Linked DNA regions of Homo sapiens: all the other regions are linked to region 5. Evidence: chromatin loops called from intact Hi-C (ENCODE). Cell type or tissue: IMR-90. All regions are shown on one strand.

What was found. A loop is a pair of places that touch in the nucleus more often than their neighbours do. Peaks named below come from ENCODE experiments on the same cell type or tissue, not always from the same donor. Only the 100,000 strongest peaks of a DNase experiment are listed, where the experiment ranks them.
Region 1: a loop joins it to region 5, with 9 times the contacts of the local background. A loop is called at or near these places in 31 of 110 quality-filtered maps.
Region 2: a loop joins it to region 5, with 13 times the contacts of the local background. A loop is called at or near these places in 48 of 110 quality-filtered maps.
Region 3: it touches region 5 in a loop (6-fold over the local background); 11 of 110 quality-filtered maps call a loop at or near these places.
Region 4: it touches region 5 in a loop (2.5-fold over the local background); 2 of 110 quality-filtered maps call a loop at or near these places.
Region 6: a loop joins it to region 5, with 4 times the contacts of the local background. A loop is called at or near these places in 6 of 110 quality-filtered maps.
Region 7: a loop joins it to region 5, with 10 times the contacts of the local background. A loop is called at or near these places in 19 of 110 quality-filtered maps.

Annotation. Positions count from the first base shown.
Region 1 is chr2:165,202,370-165,206,369 of GRCh38, reverse strand. It overlaps SCN3A (sodium voltage-gated channel alpha subunit 3), which reads left to right and starts at 2,320. Exons shown (of 28, transcript NM_006922.4): 1 at 2,320-2,547. In IMR-90, a CTCF peak has its summit at 2,209 (motif pointing right); no DNase peak of the experiment used is centred here.
Region 2 is chr2:165,292,205-165,296,204 of GRCh38, reverse strand. SCN2A (sodium voltage-gated channel alpha subunit 2) reads right to left here. Exons shown (of 27, transcript NM_001040142.2): 2 at 115-432. The coding sequence starts at 381. Among named protein-coding and RNA genes, the nearest start is that of SCN2A, 55 kb to the right of the region's middle. RefSeq lists an enhancer at 2,172-2,466. In IMR-90, a CTCF peak has its summit at 2,299 (motif pointing right); a DNase peak (open chromatin) is centred at 2,284; H3K4me3 peaks cover 231 bases.
Region 3 is chr2:165,872,876-165,876,875 of GRCh38, reverse strand. It overlaps TTC21B (tetratricopeptide repeat domain 21B), which reads left to right. Exons shown (of 29, transcript NM_024753.5): 28 at 644-711; 29 at 2,044-3,514. The coding sequence ends at 2,121. Among named protein-coding and RNA genes, the nearest start is that of TTC21B-AS1, 59 kb to the left of the region's middle. RefSeq lists an enhancer at 2,123-2,322. In IMR-90, a CTCF peak has its summit at 2,245 (motif pointing right); a DNase peak (open chromatin) is centred at 2,255.
Region 4 is chr2:164,918,490-164,922,489 of GRCh38, reverse strand. All of the region lies in intron 7 of SLC38A11 (solute carrier family 38 member 11), which reads left to right. Among named protein-coding and RNA genes, the nearest start is that of SLC38A11, 35 kb to the left of the region's middle. In IMR-90, no CTCF peak of the experiment used is centred here; a DNase peak (open chromatin) is centred at 1,859; H3K4me3 peaks cover 317 bases; H3K27ac peaks cover 1,475 bases.
Region 5 is chr2:164,990,929-164,994,928 of GRCh38, reverse strand. No RefSeq gene overlaps it. Among named protein-coding and RNA genes, the nearest start is that of SLC38A11, 37 kb to the right of the region's middle. RefSeq lists an enhancer at 1-30. In IMR-90, a CTCF peak has its summit at 1,900 (motif pointing left); DNase peaks (open chromatin) are centred at 1,868 and 3,818; H3K27ac peaks cover 1,397 bases.
Region 6 is chr2:164,840,498-164,844,497 of GRCh38, reverse strand. It overlaps COBLL1 (cordon-bleu WH2 repeat protein like 1), which reads left to right and starts at 2,675. Exons shown (of 14, transcript NM_001365672.2): 1 at 2,675-2,788; 2 at 3,252-3,342. The coding sequence starts at 3,302. LOC101929633 (a long non-coding RNA gene) reads right to left here and starts at 3,749. Exons shown (of 2, transcript NR_110574.1): 1 at 3,676-3,749. RefSeq lists a silencer at 2,492-2,701. In IMR-90, CTCF peaks have their summits at 2,294 and 3,063; no DNase peak of the experiment used is centred here; H3K4me3 peaks cover 1,909 bases; H3K27ac peaks cover 133 bases; H3K27me3 peaks cover 427 bases.
Region 7 is chr2:164,735,355-164,739,354 of GRCh38, reverse strand. All of the region lies in intron 3 of COBLL1 (cordon-bleu WH2 repeat protein like 1), which reads left to right. Among named protein-coding and RNA genes, the nearest start is that of SNORA70F, 50 kb to the right of the region's middle. In IMR-90, a CTCF peak has its summit at 1,560 (motif pointing left); no DNase peak of the experiment used is centred here.

The sequences.
Region 1 (4,000 bases), 210 kb before region 5:
TTATATTTAAATTCTTGTGTTAGGGGTTGAATTGTGCCTCCTCTCAAAAAGTTCTAATTCTGAGTAATTCAGAATATGCCCTTATTTTGAAATAGGGTATTTACAGAGATAATCAGGTTAAAATTAGGTTATGAGGGCGGACCCTAAACCAAAGTGACTGGTGTCCTTATAAAGAGGAGAAAATTTGACACAGAGGCATGCACAGAGGGAGGAGTACGTAAAGACAGTGATGCAGGGAGTGCACCATGTAAAGACAGAGACAGAGACTGGAGTTATGCTGCCACAAACCAAGGAACATCTGGGGCTACTAAAAGCTAAGAGAAGCAAGAAAGTATCCTTCCCCTGCAGGTTTCAGAGGAAGCATGATCATGCTGACAACTTGATTCTGGCCTCTGAGTAGCCAGAATTGTGAAAAAAATGATTTCTGTGTCTAAGCCCCTCAGGATGGCAGTTTGTTACAGCAGCCCTAGTAAACTGATACATTAGACATAAGACAAAAAGATTTCAAGGGAAAACAAGTGGCTCCAGCTTACCTTTGGTACAGAAAGAAGAGACCCAAGCAAAAACTCTTTTGAGTCTGTGAAGGAAGTTATGAAGAAGGAAAGGAGTCTCTGATAAGGGCTCCTTACATAGTTTGCCAATCTAGGATTAGCTAAAAAGATGAAAAGATGAGAAGTTTCCATCTATTTACACTATTCTAGTGTGGCAGAGATTGTGCCTCGCTTGCCTGAAGCCTGCAGAGTGCATTACATCCCATGGTTTACAAACAGCAGAACAGAGATGGCTGTGTGAGGCGCCTGGGGCAGGGAGGAAGGCTTAAGTCAGCCAATTACAGCCAAGAGTGACCCTGGGAACATGCTGCTTTTTCTTCTCTCCTCCTAAAGGACAGGAACAAAAGTTTCCTTAGAGGAAGAAGTGACAAAGAGGGGATGCTGCCATGCAAAGCTGGAGGGATGCTATTCCCGGGGCCCAGTGGGCCTGTGGGTACGTTAGTAGATATGAGGGATAATGATGGTCATGGATCATGCAGGACTCCTGGCCTCAGTGGATGCCCATGTGGAGAAAGGGGGAACGGGATCATACTCTGCTTTCTCTATATATGTACACAATCCTGAACTTAGATCAGTCTCCATGAGAAGGAGAGATAGAAGAGGAAAATCATGTATTGGTTGAATGCAAACCCAAAATCATTGGGAAAAGCCTCAAGTAATTTAGTTTACCTGGAACTGACTAGATTTATTTTTCTGCCATTAGACAAAATGGGGGCCACAATTGAAAACGAAGTATGTAATTAACAGTTCTTGAACACATGGCTGGGAAATATGGTATCAGCTATATTTGTTTTTCTTCTTTGTATGAGCTCCTTTATGGCAGGCACTGTGTGTTTCTCTCTGTGTCTTTTCAAGTCTAATATAATACTTGACATCATTTTTGTCCATCCATACAGTTGGTTTGTCAATATGAATGTATTTATTTAATTGATGATAAACTGTAATAAAATCATAGTTGTTTGCTCTAAAGTAGATATGAAAGGTCAGATGAAACAATAACATACATCTGGATTGAGAAATATCTTAATAACTGATGGATTATTTTTATTTTCTTTATGTATTGTGTGCTTCAATATCCTAATAAATAATATTAGCTAGGTTCACTGATGTATAGAATCTTTTTCTACATTTAGATATTTCTTGCAAATGTTTTACCAGAAAGCAACACAAAAATACTATCAGTGAGTATGTGTTTACACTGTTCTCTAAGGAGTCAAATTCCTCACCTTGAAAATAATTCATCCCAGGAAGAGAAAAGGTTTTCAAAAGACTAGAGCAGGCCACAAGGGAGCTTTCGCAAAACTCTACACGTAAAGGGTAATGTAAACTTAAAACCTATTTTTCAAACAGTAATTTATATATCTTTTAATTTTAGTAGTTTATGTGTGAAACAATCATGCAAAACAACAAAGTGATAAAATTTTTTAAAAAAATTAGTGAGATGCAAATAACTGAATATGTAAAAGGTCTCATACATATTTATATGTAGTAGATAAGTTACATTTTTTTAGTGTGTTGGGAAATTTTAGCTCACATCACCTCTCTACTGTCATCTTGGGGCACTTTCATGACTACCCATGCTTCATGCAGGTTTACTTTCCTCCCTGTGACAGAGGATAATGGGAATGTTTTTTCTTTGGCTCAATTTTGTGTGTGTCCGCCAGTAGATGGCGGTACCACTTTGAGTGCGATCGGCCTTTTTTTCTTTCTTTTTTTTTTTCCTCAAAGCTGTTTTCTGATATATGTTGGGTACCATAGAGTGAATCTCAGAACAGGAAGCGGAGGCATAAGCAGAGAGGATTCTGGAAAGGTCTCTTTGTTTTCTTATCCACAGAGAAAGAAAGAAAAAAAATTGTAACTAATTTGTAAACCTCTGTGGTCAAAAAAAAAAAAAAAAAAAAAAGCTGAACAGCTGCAGAGGAAGACACGTTATACCCTAACCATCTTGGATGCTGGGCTTTGTTATGCTGTAATTCATAAGGCTCTGTTTTATCAGGTAAGCTGACAAAACATTTCATTATCTGCACCATAGAACCTAGCTACCAGGTCATTTTCCTTACTTTAAAATCATCTTCATGCTGCTATTTTTAACCCAGTGTTGTTTAAATGTAAATTACAGGAACCAAAGGCATCGTTTGATGTGTAAACTGCTTACTATTTCTTTATCTTTCAAAGAAAATAGAGCCTGTCTGGAAATGGTGATTTATGGTACATACTAGGCATCAATGGTCTTGTGTTTTTGTAGATGCTTATGATTAATTGTATTCAGAAAAAATATTTTTTATTATACTTAAAGCTAGTCTAATGAGTTTCCTGGCTGTATGTCATCTATTTAAATGCCCAGTGTGTCCAGTATTTTTTAAACATAAATGTATAGTGAAATTGGAACTATCATTCTTGTGCTTTAGTTTTTTATTTAACAGCTTTAGAGAGGCCATGCATATAGGGAGTGATAACAATATAGAGGTGTTTGGCTTTGTGAAATACACTATCATTTTTCTCTAAAATCTGTTTTCATAGAGAAAAGAACACCAATACTAACCATTTAAAAGAGGTTGAACCTTCAAAAAATAAAATAATCTCTATATGTTCCATAATATGCTACTTCTTTATCCTTTAATATATTCATTTTATATTAAATGTTTACCTTTTAATTTATTGATTTAAAGATTATTATATATTCTTAATTGTTCTATAAGCTTGATAGATTGCTGTTTTTCTGTATATATTTAATAACTGTTTATTTTTATTAATTACCAGGAAGAACCACTGGAGCCATAAAACAATAATTTACTTTATCTATGATCCATATTGTCTGTAGTTGTATTTAGAATATTCTATATCATAACCATAAATGTTTCATTCAGTTAGCCACCACATAATTAGAATAAGAAATTATTGACAGAAAATCTATACATATTAATTGAAAGATAAGTTTTAAAAATCATACAGGGTTTTAAAATACACAACAGGTAGTATAATGTGGCTTATGAGGACAAAGATAAAGGCATAAGTGCTTGTAGGAATTTGCATGGAAACATTTCATCACATTCACTCCAAATAGAGTGTGCCCTATATGAAATGAAGACTTCTGATTTCAACAGGGCTTCCAGTCAGTACTGGCTAAAAGGGCTTCAAAAATAGAACTTAAGGCCTCCAAACTGTAATTCCTAATGATATGTTGAAAAATATTGACATCTCACTTAATATTTTACATTGAGTAGCAATAATAGTCCCCCCAAAAACATTTCAAAATAGTGGTTGCCTGAGAGGAGAGCCCTGGGTCTTGTCTATTTCAGAAGAATTCCTACCATAGGAGATAAAGAAAACTATTTCTTTGGACAGGGTTCCCAGAAATGGCTGTTAATTAACTTGAGTGTATTGTACACACCATGCTTCTCTACAGGTGACTAAATGTGAGTAACTTTGTTCTGAGTAAGCATCAGAGC
Region 2 (4,000 bases), 300 kb before region 5:
TTAGTGATACTTTAGACAGAGGGAAGGAGGCCAGCCTTCTTCACCATCATCCCTGGGACTAGCCCAGAACCAATTAGTAAATAGGCAGTGAAGGCAACTTGACTAAGAACTCACTTTCTTATTGATATAGTAGGGGTCCAGATCCTCCAGGGGCACTGACACCATCTCTGGAGGAATGTCTCCATAAATAAATGGAAGAGATTTTCCTGCTTCCAAGTCACTGTTTGGCTTTGGGCCATTTTCATCATCCTCATCCTTGCGTTCCTGTTTGGGTCTCTTAGCTTTCTCTTCTGCAATGCGTTGTTCAATAGCAGCAAGGGATTCCCTGGTAAAGAAGCGGAAGCTGTCAGGTCCTGGCGGTACCAGCACTGACTGTGCCATCTTTTCATCCTGCTCCTTTAATCACTGTTTAGCTCCTTGCATAAGAAAGTGCTACAGAAACAGGGAGGGAAAAAAAGCAATGACCATTAGAATAAAAGGTGATTGTGTCAGTTACATGACACTGAGCACTGAGATACAGCATAGAAACTCAGATAGCTATAATATTTTCAAAGAAAGCTGTATTTGGTATTCAGGGAATCTCATATGTGCATCCATTTGCTCACATGGAGATCTATCTCTCACATTCAGTAGGTGTCTATGAGGTAATCTAATCTCCCACTCCCAAAATGTTTTAAGTGATTGTGCTACTTGTGGGAAAATATGCAATTCAGAGCTCAGAAATGGAGGATACTGGTTTGTGCCTGCTGTTTCACTTGTGTGAATATTTTGGCAGCCATCTTTTTCAGCATTCTTTCTGAAAAAATAGCAGAGATCCAAAACAAGAGATGAAACATCATATTAAATTGTAGAACCTGAGCTGAGGATCTTGCACATATCTCTCCAAGTCTTTGCACGTGCCCTTTGGCTCACTTTATCACATTTAAGAGTTTATTCCAAGTCAATTCACTGGGTAAAAATCTCTGGAAATCCTAAAATGCCAGGCTATGGAAACATAGGTAGATCCTGCTTGAAAGAAAGGGAGTGGGAAGGAGCAGAAGATGCCTGGTTGTGTTTGGAACTGCTCGGAAGCTGCACAGGAAGGGACCCAGCTCCTGCCAAACCGGGCAGGAAGTCATCCACATCAGAGGTCTGTAGCTCGGACCCCCTGGCTTAGCAACCTGCTGCTAGCTAGTGTAATTGCTTCTTAAATTAACACATTTGCAGTACCTTAGGAAATACTGTAGAGATAGCCAATTTCCTCAAATTATGCCCATTTCATAAAAACGTAGCATCACAGTCTTAGTGTCCATATCAGAATTTGGACTTGAGAAAAAATAATAAGTTTACGATAGTTTATCTTTTCAAGCAAACTCTTATTATATGAGTCTTTGCAATAACCTAAATAGATTTTTACTGGTATTCAAATCATATTTCACCAGACTAAAGTAGATAACTCAAAAGAGCACATCAGTCATTCCAAATGTTACCTCTGAACCAGTGGCAGGAGTTTCTATGCTATTTGAAACAATACAATCAACATCTTGACTCCTAAATGACACTTAATCTATTTTTTCCATCTTTTCAAAAAATCAATCTATTTCACCCCCATACTATAGGAGTCAGAGTTGTCATTTAAATATATGAAATGCATTTTCTAAGAGTGAAATGTGTTATGCAGTTCACTTCTGCAGCATACACCAGATAAAACAGAGGGAAACCTAAAATAACAAAAACTACTGCACAGTTTTATTTAAAAAAAATGTTGAAGTAAACCAGGACCTTTCAGCTACCAGCTAGCAGACTGCCCTCCCCAGTATTATAGTGCCTCCAAAACATCCCTCATTTTTTTCACCCATTCCTAGAGACCCTCATGCCTAGCGACAGACATAGGCATGAAGATGGTCCTTGCACACTGGGGGAGGAAACTGCCATGCCTGGATTCTCTAATAGAAGAGACATGCTAAAACATGCAGCCAGCAGCTTCAAAATGAAAGTGGTCCCTCTGCAGATTTCCCCAAGGATTCTACTACTGTAAAGGTAGAGAAGCATCACAGAGAATAAGCATAATAAGAATAATAAAACATTACCCCTGTAGAATCTTTTACACCCAGAGTTTGGGATTGATAAGCTGGCACCAAGAAGACTGCAGCTAAAATTCCATCATGCTTTAAAAAAAAAAAAATCTTTTTTTTTTTTTTTTTTTTTTTTTTTTAATTCTCCTTCAAAGACCACACCTAACTTCCTGTAAAAGGATTCTGGTAACTGAAGTAAGAAGAGGCATTTCCTGTACAGGGACTACAAAATGGCATTATTGTAACTACCACTAGAGGGCGGGGAACTGTGAAGAGAAACACCTTCACAGCGTACACACAGACATATGTCTGAAGCAGCCCAAAGCTCTCAGTTGTGGAACTGATCTTCCACAGGCTTTTCTTGGAACGAAACATTAAAACTTTGTTGATTTTAAGTGTTAATTTTGTTAACAGATAATGCTTCTCCTCATGCTTTTTATTTGCTATGTCAGAAAGTCATTCAACCCATATAAAGAATTCAAATTTAAAGTAAAGAGAAAGTACAGTAGTGCACTGCTTAATGGCATTTTTGGTCAATGACAGATCACATATATGACAGTGGTCGCATAAGATTATAATACCATATTTTTTACTGTACCTTGTCTATGTTTAGACGTGTTTAGATACACAAATACCATTGCATTACAATTGCCTGTAGTATTCAGTACAGTAACATCCAGTATAGGTTTGTAGCCTAGGAACAATAGGCTATACCATGTAACCTAGTTGTGTAATAGGCTCTACCATCTAGGTTTTACGTACACTCTATGAGGTACACACAATGACAAAAATCACCTAATGACACATTTCTCAGAATATATCTTGGTCCTTAAGCAAAGCATGACGTAAATAGGGAAGGGTTAAAAATAAAAACTCATATTAAATAGCAATTAACCCTTACTATATGTAAGGGTTAAAAATAAAAATTCATATTAAACAGCAATTACCGTATGTAGGCTTGTAGCCAAGGAACTACAAACATAGAGTAGGATTTGATATTAGCCTCAGCCCCAGATAATCTTAAATCCAATGTAGTTCTTTGCTAATTCAATAAAGAGATGGCCTGTGCCACACAAGTTAACTCTCTCCAGAAAAAATATTAACCCAGTGAGACACCAATCTTATTTATCTCTGATTTAAGTCACTAAAAAGCAACCAGAAAAAAGAACTGATAAACCAGTGAGATTGTGAATGCTAGGCTTTCAATTAATATCATAGTGAAGATTTGAGGACTTACTAAGTGCCAGTCACTTGGCTAAGACATTTGCCCTGTATTATTTCATCCTCCACACAACCCTATTGGATAAGTGCTTTCATTATCCTTATTTGCAAACTGAAGTAAGGACATACACTGAGATTAGGAAAAGTCTCCTAAGATCATACAGGCAGGATTCAAACTCAAAATCTGATAGCAAAAATCTGTGATCATTACTCAATCATAAAAAGAAAACAGGCACCGGTATCAATTATAATTAGAACAGTTCTAATTGTTAAATCAATGTATTTCATACTTTCTGGCTTCATCATTTTCATTGGAAAATGTATTTGTTGGGCAAAAACAGAAAACAAAATACCACATCTTCTCACTTATAAGTGGGAGCTAAACATTGGGTACACATGGACATAAACATGGGAACAAGAGACACCGTGGACTATAAGTGGGTATAGGGTGGGGGAAGCAAGTGTTGAAAAACTACCTATTGGGTACTATGCTTGCTACCTGGGTGGTGGGTTCAATCGTGCCCTCAAACTTTGGCATCATGCAATATACCATCATAACAAACCTGCACAGGTACCCACTGAATCTAAAATAAAGGATTTGGAGAAAAGAAGAAAATGTGTTTGTTGGAAATGAGCAAGGGGAAGATGTAGCCCAAAATAATATTTTAGTCACTTTAGCAGATAACTTTTGATTGTAAGAGAAAAAGATGTCTCAAACTAATTGA
Region 3 (4,000 bases), 880 kb before region 5:
ACTGGCCTTAATCCATGCAGTTTCCTCTGTCTGAGAGTGTCCTTGATTCCCACCCTAGCCTAGTTTATGCCTCATTCTTCAGATTTCAGACATCTCTTGATACCCTTCAGGTTCTTTATGGTAACTCACTTGGCCTGGATCTTTCTTTCATAACATTTATCTCAGTTTTGAAATTATTTACTCATGCAATTATTTTAAAATGTACTTTTTCTCCTAATAGAATGCAAACCTCATAACTGTAGGCATCAGTTTGCCTGTGTAAGTGCTAAATAAATCTGTACTGTATAAATGAATGGCTGTGTTGTCATTTACTGCCCTATGATGAGTTTTTACTATAACCTGAAATAAATGAGACTTTTCTAGTAAGTTATAGAAACCACACTTGTGGGATGGCAGCTTTCTAACCTATCAATGTATTCACTGTGGTCCTTTTTTCCAACTCCACTTTCTTTTCTTCTTACACTTCTTTTGTGTCACTCTGTCTTCTATTATCACACAACTTCTCTGTATAGCGTAGTTTGGTTGTTCATTCACCAGCCTCCCTTACCATTCTCTAGTGAGTAAGCAAAGAGAGGAGGAGGCAAGGAAAAGTAATAGTAGCAGTGTACTCCATCATTCTGTTTTATGGTTTTTGTCTTAACAGGATACAAACTGGCATTTAATTACTTAAAAGCAAAAAGATATGTGGATTCAATTGACATATGTCACCAGGTAAACACTTAAATTTAGATTTCTTAAAATTTTTCAGATGCACAATTTCCTACTTTTTTAAATCTCCAGATGTATGTGAATAGAAATAGAGGATACATTATTTTAGTTAAATGATTTATCAGTATGTTTAGGGAGATTATCAGTGTTCGAAATTTAGAAAATGATGTTCACCTAAATAAAAAACATGTTTTTACTTTGAGATCAAATAATAAAATGTTTATGTCAATTTAAAGACAAAGACCACTGAAGAGTACATATTAAACAATAAACCATAAAATATTTACATGTATGGAAAGGAGTAGGATTAAAGAGGTGGAGTAAAAGAGACTTTTACTTTAAAAAAAAAAAAAGACAAAGACCAGTGGGAGAAACATGTTAAATAAAATGTAGTCTTTAAGTTAGAAGATATTTGAAGACAGTATAGATTCTCCAGATCATTATTCTGATTAGAAGTTCTTGTGAATGTGTCTGAATCTGGTTATTAGAGAATTCAGACTGATCAATTAGAGATAAAAAGGAATTCTATTAGAAGTCATTCAATTGCATTCTGTAATTCATCCCCTAGTAAATGATCACCTACTAAAATGACAAATATTTAAATTACAGTTTTAGAATTTGTAGAGTCTCTTTATATATACATTGTCCCATTGATATTCCATATAAGACATTCTATTAAACATTGTAAGGACCTCCAAGAAAAGTTCATTAGAAAAGAATTTTGTAATGCCCCTTATCCCACACAGCAATCTGTTAGCATCATTACAGTAAATACTTGGCCTTAGTAATTGCTGTTGATTACTGAGTCTCTGTAAAGCAGTATTTCAGTCAGGTTAGGGTTGTGTGTTAATGTAAGGCTATATATTAGGATCATTTTTGGAGTTAAAAAAAAAAACTAGCATCTCCCCACTCTTAGACTCAGTAGAACTAGAAATACGTATGTCTCAAGATCATTTCAGGTAAAGCTAATGTGTGCTGCTGTATAAAAGTCACTCTCTAAGGGTTTATCAGATATTATGAATGAAAAGCTAAATTACAAAAATATTTTAAATCATTGATACATAATTGTTTTATACAATTCATCTATTAGGTAAGCAGTTGTTTGTTATATTTTCTGCATTTGATATTTACATTCTATTGTTCTCATCTAACTACCATTAATATAAAGGAGTCATCATGTTACATTTAAAATGCCACCATTAAAAAGTGTTATAGCTGTTGTAGTATTAGTACAAGGAAATCTTAACTGTAATGCTCATTTCTTATAAGTTTTGTAACTCCGTAGTTTTTGATTATTAGTTACAAGTTTTTATGGGTTCTTTATTTGTTTTGCAGGTTCTTGAAGCACATCCAACTTATCCAAAAATCAGAAAGGATATACTTGATAAGGCCCGTGCGTCTTTAAGACCTTGAAAATAATTTTAACTTAGGTGTTGGTTTAACAGGAAATGAAAGAAATCTAACTTTCAGTTCTTCCTGTTCAAAACAGGTTTGAGCTCAGTGCTTTGTTATTAGAAGTATACCCTTTTTTCTCCAGCAGAGGTTGCTGCTGTACATCAAGAGAAGTACTATGTGAAATTGGTGTTTCCTAATGGAGTTGAATGAGAGCTGGTCTATTTGACTCTGTTTTGATTGGGTACAGATTTGGTGACTCTGTGGTAAAGACTATAATTATTTCTATAAAGAATATTTTGTTAAAATCTAGGTAATTAAATACCCTGTATCTTTTCTAAGGAATATTATTTCAGGAAATATATTTAAAATGCATTGTTCTCTTTTAAAGTGTTTTTGTTATATTCTTTTATTTATTTATTTATTTTTAAAGACAGAGCCTTGATCTGCCGCCCAGGCTGGAGTGCAGTGGCACGATCTTGGCTCACTGCAACCTCCGCCTCCTGGGTTTACGCGATTCTCCTGCTTCAGCCTCCCGAGTAGCTGGGACTAAAGGCATGTGCCATCACACCCGGCTAATTTTTTGTATTTTTAGTAGAGATGGGATTTCACCGTGTTAGCCAGGAGGGGCTTGATCTCTTGACCTTGTGATCCACCTGCCTCGGCCTCCCAAAGTGCTGGGATTACAGGCATGAGCCACCGCACCCAGCCTGTTTTTGTTGTATTCTGTGTTGTTTCAAAAATTGGAATAAATCTCCCTGTAAATAACTCATGAAAAAGACAATATATATATTTTAAATATATATTTTAATAAAGGTTTTATAAATAGATGATTTATATTCCTCTTGGAACTCAAAAGATGTGGTAAGTTTTGCAAATCAGGGTAAGCTCCCCCTGCATTCTGTAATGTTAATGGGTGGTGGTATAGTACAGAAAATGTAACTTTCATTGAAAAATCTTTTTTAGAAAAGGGTAGAGTGTGTGTTTCCCTTTCCTTTCTTGAGCTCATTCTTCCTGCTTTCAAGGCCATTGTGGTCTTAAGAAATAATCAGGTCCTGAAACCTCAATTTAAATAGGTCCCTTATTAGGGATATTTAACCTTAGCCTAGAAGACTTGGTCTGCAGGTATAATTTCAGACACTGTAACATTTGATGGTAAAGGGTGACCAAATACTTTTGGTCAGCAGGGAGTCACAAAGCACACCATGTGAAGGCAACGGTTTACCCAGCTCTGTTTAACAGCACCCTGGCATAGAAGCTTTCACTCTCTTACACTAAATTTAACCTAATCTAAACTTAATCCTTAGCATTATTTTTAATTTCTCATCTACATCTTTTTCAATTTTCCTTAAAATTGTAGTAAACACAGTCCTCAATTTTATTTGCATTTACAATAAACAGTATTTATAAGTCATTTGCTGCTTTTTATTAAATGTCCTGTGTTTGTTTTGAACTCCATTCTCTTGTTTCTGATCATTTCTCCCATTTTTCAAAATCCCTTTAATTTCAATTACGTTATAAAATTCCAATTATTCTTCTTTTCACTTAGCAAAACAGTTTTTTGTGGGGTTTTTTGTTGTTGTTGTTCTTTGAGACAGAGTCTTACTCTGTAGCCCAGGCTGGAGTGCAGTGGTGCGATCTTGGCCCACTGCAACCTCTACCTCCTGGGTTCAAGCAATTCTCCTGCGTCAGCTTCTTGAGTAGCTGGGACTAAAGGCACACGCCACCACGCCTGGCTAATTTTTGTATCTGCAGTAGAGATGGGGTTTCGCCATGTTGGCTAGGCTGGTCTCGAACTTCTGGCCTCAAGTAATCTGGCCGCCTTGTCACCTAGCTTTTATTTATGGCATTTCATAGAATGTTTAATAATAGAATTTATAAGTCACTTCATATATGTTAA
Region 4 (4,000 bases), 72 kb after region 5:
CTATAGAACAGAATCAGAATACAAGTGAGCTGAGAGTGAGGAAGTGACAGAGCCTTCAGTGGATGCAGGAGCTGGGGGAAGAGGTCAGATCTGCTTGTCATTAATAGCTTGTGGTGTGACAGGCAACATGGAGCCTTTGTTTTGTGTCATCCAAAGCACTCAACTCCCGGATGTGTCTGACTAAAAACATGAGGCTCTTACAACAAAAATGCAGACTCTGCCGGAATTGTATATTTGAAAGTGCTTCTGTTTAGCTGAAAGAGTTTGGGCGGGTATCATAGAGAGGCATGATGTTTTTTGATTCTCCTGATCCAGAGGTTTAAGTTCTGAGGCTCCTTTTTATCAGTCTATAGAGACTGGAGCTCCCTTTGATGGGACTTGCTTTCTTCTACATTGCCTTATTGTTATTCACCTGTTATAAAGATAAGAGTTTGTCTTTCAAACCAGGATAAAATTTCAGAATGCAAGAATCCAAACTGAGACAATATTACAAAATGAATTTAACTCCCCAAAGCTCTCCATCTCCAACCACAACCCCCATAAACACAAACGATTTATTAAAAATATATAATGAAGCATTTGTTTAGATTTTCCAGGGTAAGGGAAGTAATTAATTGTAAAAGTGTTTGCTGTTCTAAGGCTACAAACTGCTATAAGCCAGTCCCTATTTTTGGTAGTACTAAAATATTTTGAAACACGAATCATTGCTGTTAAAATGATCTAAATTTTACAGTAACCATTATTTGCCTAGATCTTTTTAAAGCTTCCTAAGGTATTGTAAGGAATACTGCTTCTTTTCAATGTTACTTTTATGTGCATTTATTCAACGTGTTTATTTTTCTCAAAAGAATACATTCACAGGCCAGGTGAGGTGGATCACACTTGTAATCTCAGCACTGTGGGAGGCCAAAGCAGGAGGATCCCTTAGACCAGTGGTTCAAGACCAGCCTAGACAACATAGCAAGACCCCCACCTCTACAAAAAAAAAAAAAATTAAAAATATAGCCAAGTGTGGTGGCATGTACCTATAGTCCAGCTTACTTGGGAGGCAGAGGCTGGAGGACCTCTTGAGGCCAGGAGTTTGAGGCTGCAGTGAGCTATGATCACACCACTGCCTGGGGTTACAGTGAGACCCTGTCTCACAAATAAAATAAAGTAAAATAAAATAAAATTTATTAACTTGATTTTATGAAATCAAAGATTACAAATGGCTTTTAATGAAATAGAGTAGCCTCCTACCAAAACCTTTTTTATTTCAACCCTTTAAGCCTTATCTCTTGGCATTCACATCTCTATTTCTAAGTAATATGAGTCTAAGTGCCTTTTTTGGTGTCTCACTGTTATCTTCTCTTACAGTAGATGAAGATTTAGCTCTCTCAAGCTATCTTTCCTCTTCTTAAATACATGGAGAATACCACAACTTTTAAAATTAAGTTTATGTTTCTCTTCTTGTACACTTTTCCTTTTTTTTTTCTCTACAATTACCACTTGATTTCAGTTTTGTGTTTATCTGGATGTCCAGTTTAGCTTTTGAATTTGATCATTTTTGTTACTTCTTTTCCAGATGCTCAAACATATAATCTATAATTTTATTATTTTTCCTGAACACATCCATCCCAGAGCCTTCAGCTCTGCCCTCCATTCTAGACAGATTGCTTTCTCACTTTGCTCCCCCATGATCATCCTAGGACTTCCTTTTACCTCCTTTTTGTGTTGTATACCCTCTATCCATGATCCCAGATCTTCCGTTTTCTTTCCTTTCTCCTTTTGTTGGAGCATTCTCGGTAGCTTTCTGGTATCTCTGAGTCCTGCACACACAGGGGTTTTGTAAAGTGAATCACCTCTTTCTCATCATGAGCTCCCTCTACATGGTTGCAACATCTTCTACTCTCAATAGTCATCACAGAAGTATCCAGTTTCGTTTTCATAGAGTGTCTTCTCCTCGGATATCTCTTCTCCCACTATCCTCTCCCTCATGAATTTATTCCTCTTTTAAATTTCTTTAGTAGCATTTTAGTGGGGTCTTAGAAAAAAGAAAAGATAAACTTATGTGGCCCATCTACACATGTTTAATTGGGTGTCCAAGTTTAACTTTTGATTATTAATTTGCATGGGGGTTTAAGTTAAAATTCAAACATTTTATTTAAAATATATTTTCTGCCTTAGGAAAGTTATTTCTTTCTTCCTTCCTTTCTTTTTTTTTTTTTTTTTAACGGAGTCTTGCTCTGTCACCCAGGCTGGAGTGGAGTGCAGTGGGGCACAATCTCTGCTCACTGCAACCTCCACCCCCCAGGTTCAAGTGATTCTCCTGCCTCAGTCTCTTGAGTAGCTGGGATTACAGGCCCACGCCACCACACCCGGCTAATTTTTGTATTTTTAGTACAGACGGGGTTTCACCATGTTGGTCAGGCTGATCTCGAACTCCTGACCTTGTGACCCACCTCCCTCAGTCTCTCAAAGTGCTGGGATTACGGACGTGAGCACCACGCCTGGTCTATGGAAGTTATTTCATTTGGGCAGGGGGCGTACACTAGGCTGTAAATAGAATACCTTGCAAGGTTATATCTTGGAACATACACCCTATAGATAAGGGGGGAGTACTGTGTATATACTGTATACTATTTCTTGATCATGGCCCTCTGTATTCACAGCTTCTGCATGTGCAGACACAACCAACTGTGGACAGAAATATTGGAAAAAAATTAAAAATAACAATATGACAATAATGATACAAATTTTAAAATACAGTATGACTACTATTTATATAGAATTTACATTGTATTAGATATTGTAAGCAATCTAGAGATAATTTAAATTATATAAAAGTATGTGCTTAAGTTATATGCAAGTATTAAACCATTTTATATCAGGGACTTGAGCATCCATGGCTTTTGATATCCAATGGAGGGTCCTGGAACCAATCCCTCCCACATACCAAGGGACAACTGTGTATGCATGACCAATGTCATCTTCCAGCTTTTAGCTTACCTTTGTATTTTTAAATGTGTATATAAATAATTTTATCATATGGATGTTTTATATTTACCTTCCATTGATTTTATTGTTTATCTTTATTATAACTTTAATATTATGGGGTTTTTTTGAGTTTTAAATTTCTTTTCCTCCTTCAATATTTTATTTATTTTATTTTATTCATTTTGAGGCAGGGTCGTACTCTATTGACCAAGCTAGAGTGCAATGGGGTGATCATGGCTCACTGCAGCCTCAACCTTCCAAGCTCAAGTGATTCTCCCATCACAGCTTCTCGAGTAGTTGGGTGTATAGGCACACACCATCATGCCTGGCTAATGTTTTTATTTTTTGTAGAGCCTGGATCTCCCTGTGTTGCCCAGGCCAGTCTTGAACTCAAAGCAATCCTTCTGCCTCGGCCTCCCAAAGTGCAGGGATTTCAGGCGTGAACCATCATGCCCAGCCTCAATATTGTATTTTATTCTTTGATTTCTTTTTTTCTGTATTTTATTATTTGAATTTAAAAATTAATTTGGGGTAAATTGATGTTTATATGATATTGAGTCTTCCCATTTGTGTGTATGGATATGGTATATTTCTCCATTTATTTGTGTCTTTCAATAAAAGTTTAACATGACGTTAAAATCATGCACATCTTTTAAAGTATTTAGTGTTTTTGTTGTCACTGCCACTTAAAAAAACATTTTAATTGGTCATTGTTTGTGTACATCAGCCCACTTGATGTTTTCTGTGTATTGAACTTGTATCCAGTAACCTTGCTGAATACTCTTATTTTCCATATGCATAAATTTTCCATATGTGTAATTATGTTGTGTACAAATAATTTACACAATCTTTTCAATGATTACACATCACTTATTTTATTGAATCAGCTAGGAATATCAATAATATATTCAGGATGCAGTGATATTGAACATCCTATCTGGTTTCATCCCTTAAGTAGAGTATTTCTAACTTTTCACTTTTAAATATGCCATTTGCTATAGGATTTGGTGGACATTCCTTATCC
Region 5 (4,000 bases):
TTCTCACCGGGTCTTAGCTGCCTTCCCACGGGGCAGGGCTCGGGACCTGCAGCTTGCCATGCCTGAGCCTCCCACCCCCTCCATGGGCTCATGTGCGGCCCGAGCCTCCCCGACGAACGCCACACCCTGCTCCACGGCGCCCAGTCCCATCGACCACCCAAGGGCTGAGGAGTGCGGGCCCATGGTGCGGGACTGGCAGGCAGCTCCACCTGCAGCCCCCGTGCGGGATCCACTGGGTGAAGCCAGCTGGGCTCCTGAGTCTGGTGGGGACGTGGAGAACCTTTATGTCTAGCTCAGGGATTGTAAATACACCAATCAGCACCCTGTGTCTAGCTCAGGGTTTGTGAATACACGAATCGACACTCTCTATCTAGCTACTCTGGTGGGGCCTTGGAGAAACTTTGTCTAGCTCAGGGATTGTAAACACACCAATCGGCACTCTGTATCTAGCTCAAGGTTTGTAAACACACCAATCAGCACCCTGTGTCTAGCTCAGGGTTTGTGAATGCACCAATCCACACTCTGTATCTAGCTACTCTGGTGGGGCCTTGGAGAACCTTTGTGTCCACACTCTGTATCTAACTAATCTGGTGGGGAGGTGGAGAACCTTTGTGTCTAGCTCAGGGATTGTAAACGCACCAATCAGCGCCCTGTCAAAACAGACCACTCGGCAGTGGCAACCCGTTCGGGTCCCCTTCCACACTGTGGAAGCTTTGTTCTTTCGCTTTTTGCAATAAATCTTGCTACTGCTCACTCTTTGGGTCCACACTGCTTTTATGAGCTGTAACACTCACCGCGAAGGTCTGCAGCTTCACTCCTGAGCCAGCGAGACCACGAACCTACCAGAAGGAAGAAACTCAAGAACACATCCGAACATCAGAAGGAACAAACTCCAGACGCGCCACCTTAAGAGCTGTAACACTCACCGCGAGGGTCCGCAGCTTCATTCTTGAAGTCAGTGAGACCAAGAACCCACCAGTTCCGGACACAGAACTACGTGTTCAAAACGAGAGCTCTATCTTCCCTTCTCTTTGCCAGCCACATGTACAGTAAGGAGTAGACAAGATGGCGCTGAGCAAGTGGAAAGCCCATTTGCATAAGATTAGGGTGGGGCAACCAGCCTTCCCGGCGCCGTGTAAACTTCACACCTGATCAAACCAATTTGTGGCCCCCACGTAAATCAGACAGGGACTCCTCAAGCCTGCCTCCCTGCTGCTGCCCGCTTTTCCCTTTTGATCTCTCTCTGGCTCTGACTCTGTCTCTGTCTCTCTCCCCTCCCCCGTCTCACCTCTCTCTCACAAGAGATTTTATTATCATCCAATGTCGTTCAGGAAGAGGATCATTTATTGCGTACTTTTTACAAGTTCAGCACTGTGCTAGCCTCTGTGGGGATTCCCAAAACAGGAAGTAGACAGGTGCCATAGGATGCGCAGAAGGAAGCGCTGGTGTAGGTGTGGTCCACAGATGACTGGAAGGGAAACGGAGCTTGCATTGGTGTCATTACCAACAGGTTTGTGATATGTATACATTTCTGGATGCAGTATGGTTAAACAGGCGCATTTAAAAGAGCCCCCACCCCAGAGGGTGAAAATATAGACCAAAAAAAAAGTTCATTAAAAAGCAAATTTTCACTAGTGGCTCTGTAACTATGAATTTACATTTTAAATTTCCTGATAACTTTTCAACCACAAAGATTGAGAGCCTGGCCAAATTATTTGGTTCTCTGCCCAAAGATTGGTAATAGAGTCACGTAGAATATTTTTTTCTCCTCTTTAAAGATGAATCAGAGGATGCTGGGTTTCACTGAACATTTCTGAAGATTTTCCACATCACAAAGCCCTCCAGGCACAGCTCAGCATTTTGTAGAACAGCGTTAAATCTTAAAAGAAGTAAAATGCTGCCCTCTCGTGGCGGATATACAAAACTGATGAAAACAGTATTCCTTCCTGTTATTGAAAAGCAGCCAAGTCCAAAGCAGAGAGCAGTATTTAGATTTTAAATGAGTTTGCAAATAAAAAGACTAGAGTACCTTAATATGACGTGAGTAAACCTTTCAGGAAATAAAATTTTAAATCAGATCAGATCAAAGTGTTCCAAAATGGGGCTTAATACTGTAATTACCACCATGACTCTGCATATATGCAGATTTTCCCCCAAGGAGTTCAAACTTTGACTCAAAATCCAGTAATCTTGAATCCTGGTCTAATCCTTACCATCTAAAGAAAGCACACTTAGAGTAATTGTTCAATAGAAAATTTATCAGGTCCTTCCTCATCCTGCCCCCAGCCAGATGTGTTCTCTTCCTGCTCTGAATTCCAATAAGACATAATGCTACATGTATATGGGTCTCTTTTTCTGTCGGCACGTAATAGTTTTAGAACCTTTGTGGCCTCTAAGATAGGCATGACACGTGGTGCATGCTTAAGAAATGTTTGAATAAATGAATGAATAAATAAATAGGAATTAAATGAATAAATGTATAGCTATGATAAATATTCCCTATTTCCCTTATTTAAGCAAAAAAAAATTACTATTTGTTATGCAAATACCAATGCCTGCAAGTCTTGTTGCACTGGCTCAGAGGCCATGCAACATATCTTTGAAAACAGTCAGGAAGGCAAGAGTGGCTCCAAATCAAGCCTGGGTGCATTGCTGTACTTTGTGGACATCAGGAATGGGCACTCTGGCTCTGCCTACTCCTGGATAGGCCCTACAAGGATTATACAGATTCTGACACATAAAAGCAAGGGAGAAGAATACCTGAGAAGCAGATTAAGGCAGGGTTCCTCACCCCACTGCCCACAGGAAATTCTCTTCAGTGGGCCACAGAGCTAAATGTACAAGCCAAATGCTTCCTGAAAGGTTGGTGCAGATGTAGTAAACAATAGCCTATGTAAGCACCACTGAACCACATCAGTCTAGAAGTTTCTGTTTCTGATTCAGGCACTGTTCCCAGGTCAGGTGCTCTGTGAGTGCTAGCTGGGAGTGGTGGTGTTGGTGGTGGTTGAGATATAACAACACATAGCAATATTAGATGCCTATTAAGTTCAGGCTCTGAATGACTCCTGCTTGCCCTTGGACAAGCAAGCTGGGAATGTGTGAATGTCAGCAGTGGGTATTTATACTTGGCTCCAAACTTCTCCAGACAAGTTCTTACTTGTTCCCCTCCACCAGTGGTTGCTTGAGCCTTTCTGCTGTTTAGCCTCATTCCTTTAAGCTGTGAACCCAGACTCCTCTTTTGAGTCCTTTTATGGATAACTTGATTCAGTCACAATGCAACAGACTCCAGGACAACTTTTTTTTTCTCTATCTCTGGCTCCCAGAACCACAGCATAAATTTAAAAAAAAAAAAAAAGGACTCCCTTCTGTGCACTTCTTGGGCACTGTGACAGCTGAAGGACAAGCCTGCCTTTCAGCCAGGATTCCATTTCCCTAGAGAATATTAGGTATTGGATGAGATAGGAGATGAGAGGTAAAAATGAACAGTGGCACACACACACACACACACACACACACACACACATGCTTCTAATTGCCAAACTTCTCTAAAGGATGCTTGAGACCTGTCCCACTTTCTTTAGCATTTACTAATTCCTTGACTTCCTCTGACCACAATACCCAGGCCTCTCTCTTATGGAGCTCTAGTGGCCCCCCTTGCTGAACATCATGGTCTTCTCTCAGTTCTTATTCTCTTTGACATCTTGCCAACATCTGACTTTTCTGACATCCTCAATTGCCTGTTCCTGGAACAGTCTTCTGATTTTCCTCCCAGGACTAATCACAAGTTAGTAAGAATCCAAGCAACTTTTATTTCTTTCATTGATTTATTTATTTTTTGAGACAGAGTCTTGCTCTGTTGCTCAGGCTGCAGTGCAGTGGTGTGATCATGACTCACTGCAGCCTCAAATTCCTGGGCTCCAGCAATCCTGCCATCTCAGCCTCCCAAGTAGCTGGGACTATGGGTATGTGCCACCATACCCAACTTTTTTTTTTCTTTTTT
Region 6 (4,000 bases), 150 kb after region 5:
AACGGGGAAATTGAGCGCAATCTTGGAAACGTGGGCAATTTTGAAACAGCTCTGCATAACTAGAAAGATTGGAAAACAGCAGTTTTCTCCTGTTATGTGAAAAGATTTATAGCAGCCAGGCATGGTGGCTTATGCCTGTAATTCCAGCACTTTGGGAGGCTGTGGTGGGCAGATCACCTGAGGCCAGGAGTTCGAGACCAGCCTGGCCAACATGGTGAAACCTTGTCTCTACTAAAAATATAAAAATTAGCCAGGCGTGGTGGTGGTCACCTGTAATCCCAGCTACTCGGGAGGCTGAGGCAGGAGAATCACTTGAACCCCAGAGATGGAGGTTGCAGTGAGCCGAGATCGCATCACTGCACTCCAGCCTGGGCAACAGGAACAAGACTCCTTCTCCAAAAAAAAAAAAAAAAAAAAAAAAAAGATTTATAGCAAATCTGTGATTATTATTTTGCTAATCACTGGCTACAGTGAGGATAGCTTAGTACCATTATGTGAAGACCACCAAGCTTGGTGGTGCTCTTAAGTGGTTTTGCCCAACATGAGCTTATTTCTTGCTTATGTGGATTCTGTTGTAGGTCCTGGGACTCTCCAGGGCAGCTGTGCTCTGGGTAATAGTTTAGCATTCCAGTCTTGTGTCACCTTCATTTTAATACATGCTTTCATGATTGCAGTAGCAAAGGAAGGGAACATAGAGACTCAAACACTGGCAGTAATTTCACCAGGAAATAAAGCATTTCATGTCTGTTCACATTTCCACTTATCAAAGTCACAGGGTCATACCTAATTTCCATGGGGTGGAGCATATAGTTCTCCCTAGGACCAGAAGGAGGACAGCAAAAAGTGGTAAGCACTGAAAATGCCTTCAGTGGTTACGAAATGTTATGAATGTTTTATGACTAAGATTAGCCTAATCTTACTGGTATTAGGGTCCATAATATTACTAGTATGTCATAAATTAAGGCTGAAACTAATTAAAGATTTAATCTTGTCTTGTGATTGAAAGTTATGGACTTTCAAGTAGTTTCACTGTTACTCAATATTTGCATCATTGTCTGTGCAAGCAACTGTAAAAGCTTGCACAGCTCTGTATTCAGAAGCATAAATGATTCATGAAATTGTTTAAACAGAGTTATTGTTTAAAGACTAAAACCCAGAGGTATTTAAATAAATTGCTTTACTCTTAGTTAAAATCTCTAAAAGCAACTTTTTCTAATATGGTTCCAGTATTGTAATCCAAATGAGCCATGTGTTTTTTTCTTTTCATATTTAAGATGCACTGAAAGGACATTATGCACTGAAAGAAATAAATACCAATGCCTGCGTGTGGTAGACAAATGGCACATTGCTAGGCATTTAGTTCAGCAATCTTTTTTTGTTGCTGCAATGGATAACCAACTAAAGGAGCATTAATATCAATTTAATTGTAATACCTGCCAAATGTTATTCTATCAGTGGCTAACACAGGTTTATTACTTGATGTTAGTGCTACAACAGAAGTCCCCTGCAGGATGTTCCTTCCTGTAAGATCTCTCCATCAGTTTAATCCAAATATGTTTTTAAAACTCTAATTTTAAATTCATTTCTTAATGTCACGTTGTTTTCTGAAAACACATTTTTGGGCCCATCAGAATGGCGCGCATCTTAAAACAATTGGCGCTTATGAAAAATATAAAATATGTAAATATATTAGGGTGGTGCAAAAGTAATTGCGGTTTTGTCATTACTTTTTAAAAAAAAAAAAAATGGCAAAAACCGCAGTTACTTTTGCACCAACCTAGTACCTGTCTGTCAGGTGTAAAGAATCATCTAAAGGGCATGCACGTGGATACTAAAACGTACAAACAAGCACACAGCTGTGTCTGATTCCTTTACCCTTGTAAAAGTTCCAATAAGTGAATACAATCTATTACTTAATTCTTAGTTTATAGACTGTCATTAGACATACTGTTGTCCAGTTCTCATGTCAGAGCTGTTATAGGCTTTTACAAAAAATGCCTCTGAAGACAGGGCAAGCTTAAACCTGCCACCAATTAGAAAGATCTGTGTCACAGGTGCGCTTTTAAAAGAATGGCAATCTTAAAGGTCAAGTTAAAAACACAAATTTAAAAAAACGATCCTGGACGTCGAGGGTCGGACTCTAGGGGGGGCAAGCTGCAGGCCCCACTCTGCGAGTTTCTGACCGCATTCCGCGGAGGCCCCAATCCTCCCCGCGGATCCTGGCAAGGCAGGTAACCTCCCTTCCCCCGCACCTGTCCGGTTCAGGCGCACCAGCCTTCCCGAAGCGCAGCCTAGCGGTGGGAATGGGAACACCTCGTCTGGGAGCTTTCTTTCGGTTCAGCTTCCCCAGCCGGACCCCAAAGACCCGAAGCCCTGGGGGAAGGAAATTCCAACTTGCTCCCGGCCCACCCCCGCCCCGTTCCTCTCTCCGGCTCGCTGCTTCCCTCGCTCCAATGCCGCCGAGCTGGTCCCCACTTATGTGCGGCCGTGCTGCAGAGGCGGCGGCGAGCTCCCGGACTCCGGGCAGGGAAATGGGGCAGGGTGAGTGAGAGAGCGGGCTCCAGCGAGGCCCCCAGCGCCCAGCCAGCGCCCGCACCCCGCCCGCGGGACAGGGGAGGTGCTGAGTCGGCCCTGCCCGCGCTGGGCTGAGCCTCGCAGGGGTTGCCGCTTCTCCATTCAAGTCCTGGCTTGAGAGCCGAGCGGCAAGAGCGCGGGCCGGGGAAGGGAAGAGTAGGAGAGGAAGCCGCGAGGGAGAACAGGCGAGCTACTGTCTCCTTTGGAAAAGAACGTAGGAGCCTTGGGTGGGAAAAGAGAGATCAGCCCTCCCAACTTCTCTTCGGGAAAAGTTTTCCTAGGGCGTTTTGTTTGTGCAAACTCGGCCGGAGGAGCCTGGGAGTGCGCTGCCGGCGTGGCAGCGGTGCCCGTGCGCCCGGCCCCGCTCCTCCTCCTTTTCCAGCCCCGGCGGCTCCTCTCCCTCCGAGAGGCGCCAAATGGCTACCCAGTAAACCCCACGGGGCGGGGGCTGCAGCGCCACCGCCTCCTCCGCCGTGCTCTGGGCGCCCGCTAGACCTTGTAGAGACGGCGGCGGCGCCCGCGGGCTGGGAGCCGGGGCCCGCAGGTGGAAGCGCACCCGGGAGGCGGGCCGGCCGGGGCTGGAGCGGCTCGGGCGGGCTCTTGACGCTCAGCCAGCTTCGCTCCGGCCTCGGGAAGGCGCGCGTCCCGCCCTGACCCGCCGGCCTCTCCCACCCCAGCAGTGACGCGCCGCCTGGGAGCTGGAGCCCGCGCAGCGCCCCGCAGGGCGATGGACGGCCGAACCCCGCGCCCGCAGGACGCCCCAGCCAGGTAAGCCCAGAGCGCCGCGCCGCCTCTCACCGGGGAGGGCGAGGCCGGCGAGGACAGCGAGGCCTCGGCCGTTTCACCTGGCTGGCAACTCGCTGCCCTGCCGGCGGCCTGACTCACTGACTGTCCTCCACGCGGCCGGGGAGGCTGCTTCCTCCCGGCCTTCTCGGAGGCCGCCCGGGCGGAGGGCTCGGGTCGTTTTTGGTTGCCTTCCTACCGGGGCTGCCCTGGGTTGCTACAGGCCAGCTGAATGCCAGGAATTGGGTGAGGAGTCCGGGAGCAAAAATTGTAACAAAGGGACCCTTGTTTGGGCTCTGGGGGAGCGGTGGACGATACCTGTAAGTGAGCTCCTGGGGAGGGAGGGCAAAAGTTTCCTTGGTCATGGGCTGAGGCCCAGGCAGGTGAGCAATGTCAAGGTGACTGTAGGGAGTGGGCTTTCTGCAGGCGGGTGGAGGGCGACAGGAGGGTGTGCCAGCTGTCAGCCCGCATGACAGTTCCGGGAGCGAGCGGGGTGCGCGCCTCTGATTGGGGGTGTGTGTGCCTGTGGCCAATTGCTGGTTCCAAAACCCAGCGCAAATCAGATTGCAAACAACTCTACTTTTCTTTTTATCCTCACATGTTTGAGAAGAGAGGAAGGGGGCTGTCACATGGTGAGTTAATA
Region 7 (4,000 bases), 260 kb after region 5:
TGCACAGTGGTATCTTCAGAAGAACGCACTTGTTTGTACATTGATTTTCACCAAAGAGCTTGTTCAGATTAGGAAACACAGTGGGGTTGGCGGTGGTCACAGACTTTATGCTCAGGGAGAAACTTATTATCCTGAATTAGGTTGGTAGCCATCTGCCAGCTCAACTATTTTTGGTACCAGAACTTAGTGATGCCATCTCTTTAATGACCAAAAGTCACCATGTCTCTACTATCTTGCCTTTGTGAGGCTCTGCTTACATTGGGCGGGGGTTGCCATGCTAACCTGAAAACTCTTGGGCATTTCTGCATATCCTAATATCATGGATGGTTGGACTGAAAGAAGGAGGAATTAAAATATTTAATTTATATATAAGATACAGTGTAGTATAGATGTATGTGTGTGTATGTCTATGTGTATGTATGTATATATGTTTGCACACATATATAAATGTGTGCGTCTGTGTATAGACTGTGTATACCAAATCCAAAATCTCAAATGCTTCAAATTCCAAAACTTTTTGAGTGTGAATATGATGCTCAAAGGAAATGTTTATTGGAGCATTTCAAATTTTGGATTTCCAGATTAGAGATGCTCAACTCGTGTAATGCAAATACTTCAAAATCTGAAAAAAAATGTGAAATGTAAAACACTTCATGCCTTAAGAATGTTGGATGAGGGATACTCAACCTGTTTCTGTGTGTCTGTGTATCATGTATATAATCGATAAACATCTTTTTCACCAGTCAAAGCAGTTCCTTGCCTTTCTAGAAATGAACATTAAAGGACTACTGTTACAGAACTCGTGGCTCTTCTTCTCAGAAAATGCTATACTTCACAACAGCATAAGCAGTGGTGTCTGCTAGTACTTGGGAAAAGTTAATTTTTAATGAAAGTGAGCTTATAGACTAAACAGATATAGAAACCACATAGAATAAGGAAATATGTGGGTACATTTGTATATGATCTGTATATGGTCTTCATCTTATAGTCGGGTATCAGCTTCATAGGTAATTATTCCTCATTGAATAAGTATTAGTTCCTTTTTCCTCTTTTCCCTTTCTCCAGGCTAAACTTTTAAAGCAAAATGTTCATTTTGGGAAATCTGAAAAGATTGACACGAATCCTTCTTAGCCTGTTGAGAGAGCATTCAATGGCATGCTATCACACTTTCCTACAAGAGGGAGGAAGAAATAAGCACCATTTATAACAGAGGAAGATATTTCTTTTACGCCCTTACCACAAATAGGAATTTGTTTTGATTGGAGCACATGTGAGATGTCATAATTGAAAACACAAAGAAAGCACAGAACTCCAAGCTAGAAGTCCCAACTAGAAGTTACAGTTTGTTCTAGACTTGCTGTGTGATCTCAAGCAAGTCACCTCACCTCTCTGGGCTTTTCACATAAAATAACCCAGAGACATGTCGCACATGCTTTTCAGCCTGATTTACCTGTCCCATAGCACCAGTTTACAGCAGAGTTGAGCCTAAGCCCGCGGTTTTGCCTGGCATAGGGTTGGTCCGCTGAGGAACTCGGGAGCATTTTACATGGATTACAGCGCCACCTATTGGGAAAAAGTAGACTATGAAAAATGACAAGATAAAGGGATCGGTGTGGGATTTTTGCTGAAAAAACGAGAGTAACAACAGTATGGATCTAGAAAAATTTCTGAAGTTCACGTCATATTTATATTTATTGAGAAGTGTCCAGTGATGACAAATGTGTGATAAATATATGTTTATAGCAGGGTAATTTTTTTTTAACTGTCAAAAATCTATAGGGTGGTACAAACCATGTTTAACTATATAAGATGCTTAAATTTTGGTTTAGATCCTTATTCTGCTGTAATTGCCTAAAACAAAAGTTGGCATTTTAACTGTGCAAGTACCTAGACATAACAGTACTACTTGAGTTTTTAATCGGTACTATTTGAGTTTTTAATCATCCTGTCATCTAGGTTCTGTCATTGCCCTCCCATGTCCCCCATGGCTCTGAGCCCAGGAGAATGTCAGCCTCTGTCACCTGCCTGCTCCCCTGGTTGGGAAAGGGGTGACAAAGTATTCACAAATGTCCTCAGAACATTGTTCCTGGCAGGGCCACCCTCTTCCCTTTGCTTTCCTGGCGTCTACACCTTATAATAATGACCCTTTTTAATTTCAGTTTTTTAACTTAATTTAATTTTTAAATTTTTCTAGAGACAGGGTCTCACTCCATTGCCCAGGCTGGAGTGCAGTGGTGTAATCATAGCTCACTGCAGCCTCAAACTCTGGGCTCAAGTGATTGTCCTGCCTTGGCCTCCCAAAGTGCTGGGATTACAGATGTGAGCCACCGTGCTCAGCACTAATTTTAGTTTTTAAATTTTTGTGATTACAAGTGCAATAGTTAGATGTTTTAGAAAGTTGGAAAATACAGATAAGCCAAAAAATTGTAAATGCAATTTCATTAAGCAGGCAGATTGCAACTTCTAACATTGCAGTGTCTAGCCTTTTATTCTTAGGCATGCACATATATGTACACCCATCTATATGTGCACTTCTTTTTTACAACAATATGGTATTATATTGTACGTGCTATTTGTAACCTGCTTTTTTTCAGTTAATGATTTCCATCTTTCATGTCAATAAAATGTTATCCTTTGTCTATATTCAAATTGCCCCAATTATAGTGAGATATATTTGTAGTATTTTTGTTTTTATAAGGGGCATGTATGTGTGTTTAGTAGGTGTGTTCTTAAATCACAATTTTTATGATGGTAATTATTTATAATTAGCTCTGAGTATAACACCTAAGATAAACAACCAGATAGAGTCCAAAGTGGTGACTTTCTAAAAATTGTGGGGCTTTTTACATTTAGTAATATCTATTTTTAGTATGTTAAGAACTTATCAGCTTAGTAATCTGACCTATTACTATTTATCTTCAAATCTTAATTTCATGTGTTATTTTCTTCAAAATATTTCTTATAGCATAATAAGCATTCTCAATTTTGAGAATGGGTCTATTTGTTTCGTGTACCTGGTACATTTCATTTCTTGCACACACAGAGAGAGCACTGCTTCATTCCTGAACTCATTACTGAACTACATGGGTTAGCATAAGATTGATAAACATCAGCAGCAATAGAGAATGTTTTAAAATTTCTGTACTATTACTGGTATGTGTAATTGGGTTGTTGGTGTGCACTTACAAGGTACAGATATGAAACTAATCCAGGGAATTGTTATTTATTTCTGAAAGAAGTGGGAAATCTCATAGGGATTTCTTCATTTCAAAGAAGAGCTTTTAGAGTCTTAAAAAAAAATCAGCCCTCTAGAAAATTATTATATTATCTTACAAGAGAAAAAATTCTGTAAATAATGTTAATGCAAAGCAGACTCTGCTGAGTAATAAAATAACCCAAAATTCAATGTGGTGTAATAATATAGAGGAGTGATTATAATGTTCATCCAATCCTTTTCCACTTTTAATGATTTGCCTCAGGTTTTAGATGGACTGCTCACGTGTGCTCCTGCCTTAGGAAACAGGAAGACAGGCATCTTTTCTGTGGTGATCCTGTGGTCAAACCCATTAGCCAACTGCCTTCAGGTGCATCAACTAGGGGATGATTATCCAACCAGAATTGTTATCTTTGGCAGAAGTAGTTTGGCATCCAGGTGGATAATTCTGAGCTCTATTCAAGCGATTATTTTATTTCCTGTGGGTGCACTTTGTGACTAGTTAACCCCAGCGGCAGCTCCATTGGAAGCACGACCTGCTTAAAAGTTAATGTCCTACTTTTGTAGTGTTATGACTCCTTTATGGTAAAGCTAGACAGTCAGTAATTCCCAACCTCAAAATCTTGTGGTCAGGGTCAGCTTTCCTGTGTTACAGTGCTGAATGCTGAGGCTTCAATTAAATATTTAAAGCATTCAAACTAGTCTGAGTCTATTTTTGGAAAAGATCTTAACCCTATTTAATGTTTATGTCTCACCTTTGTGTAAAGATGGTATGGCTTAGGCAAA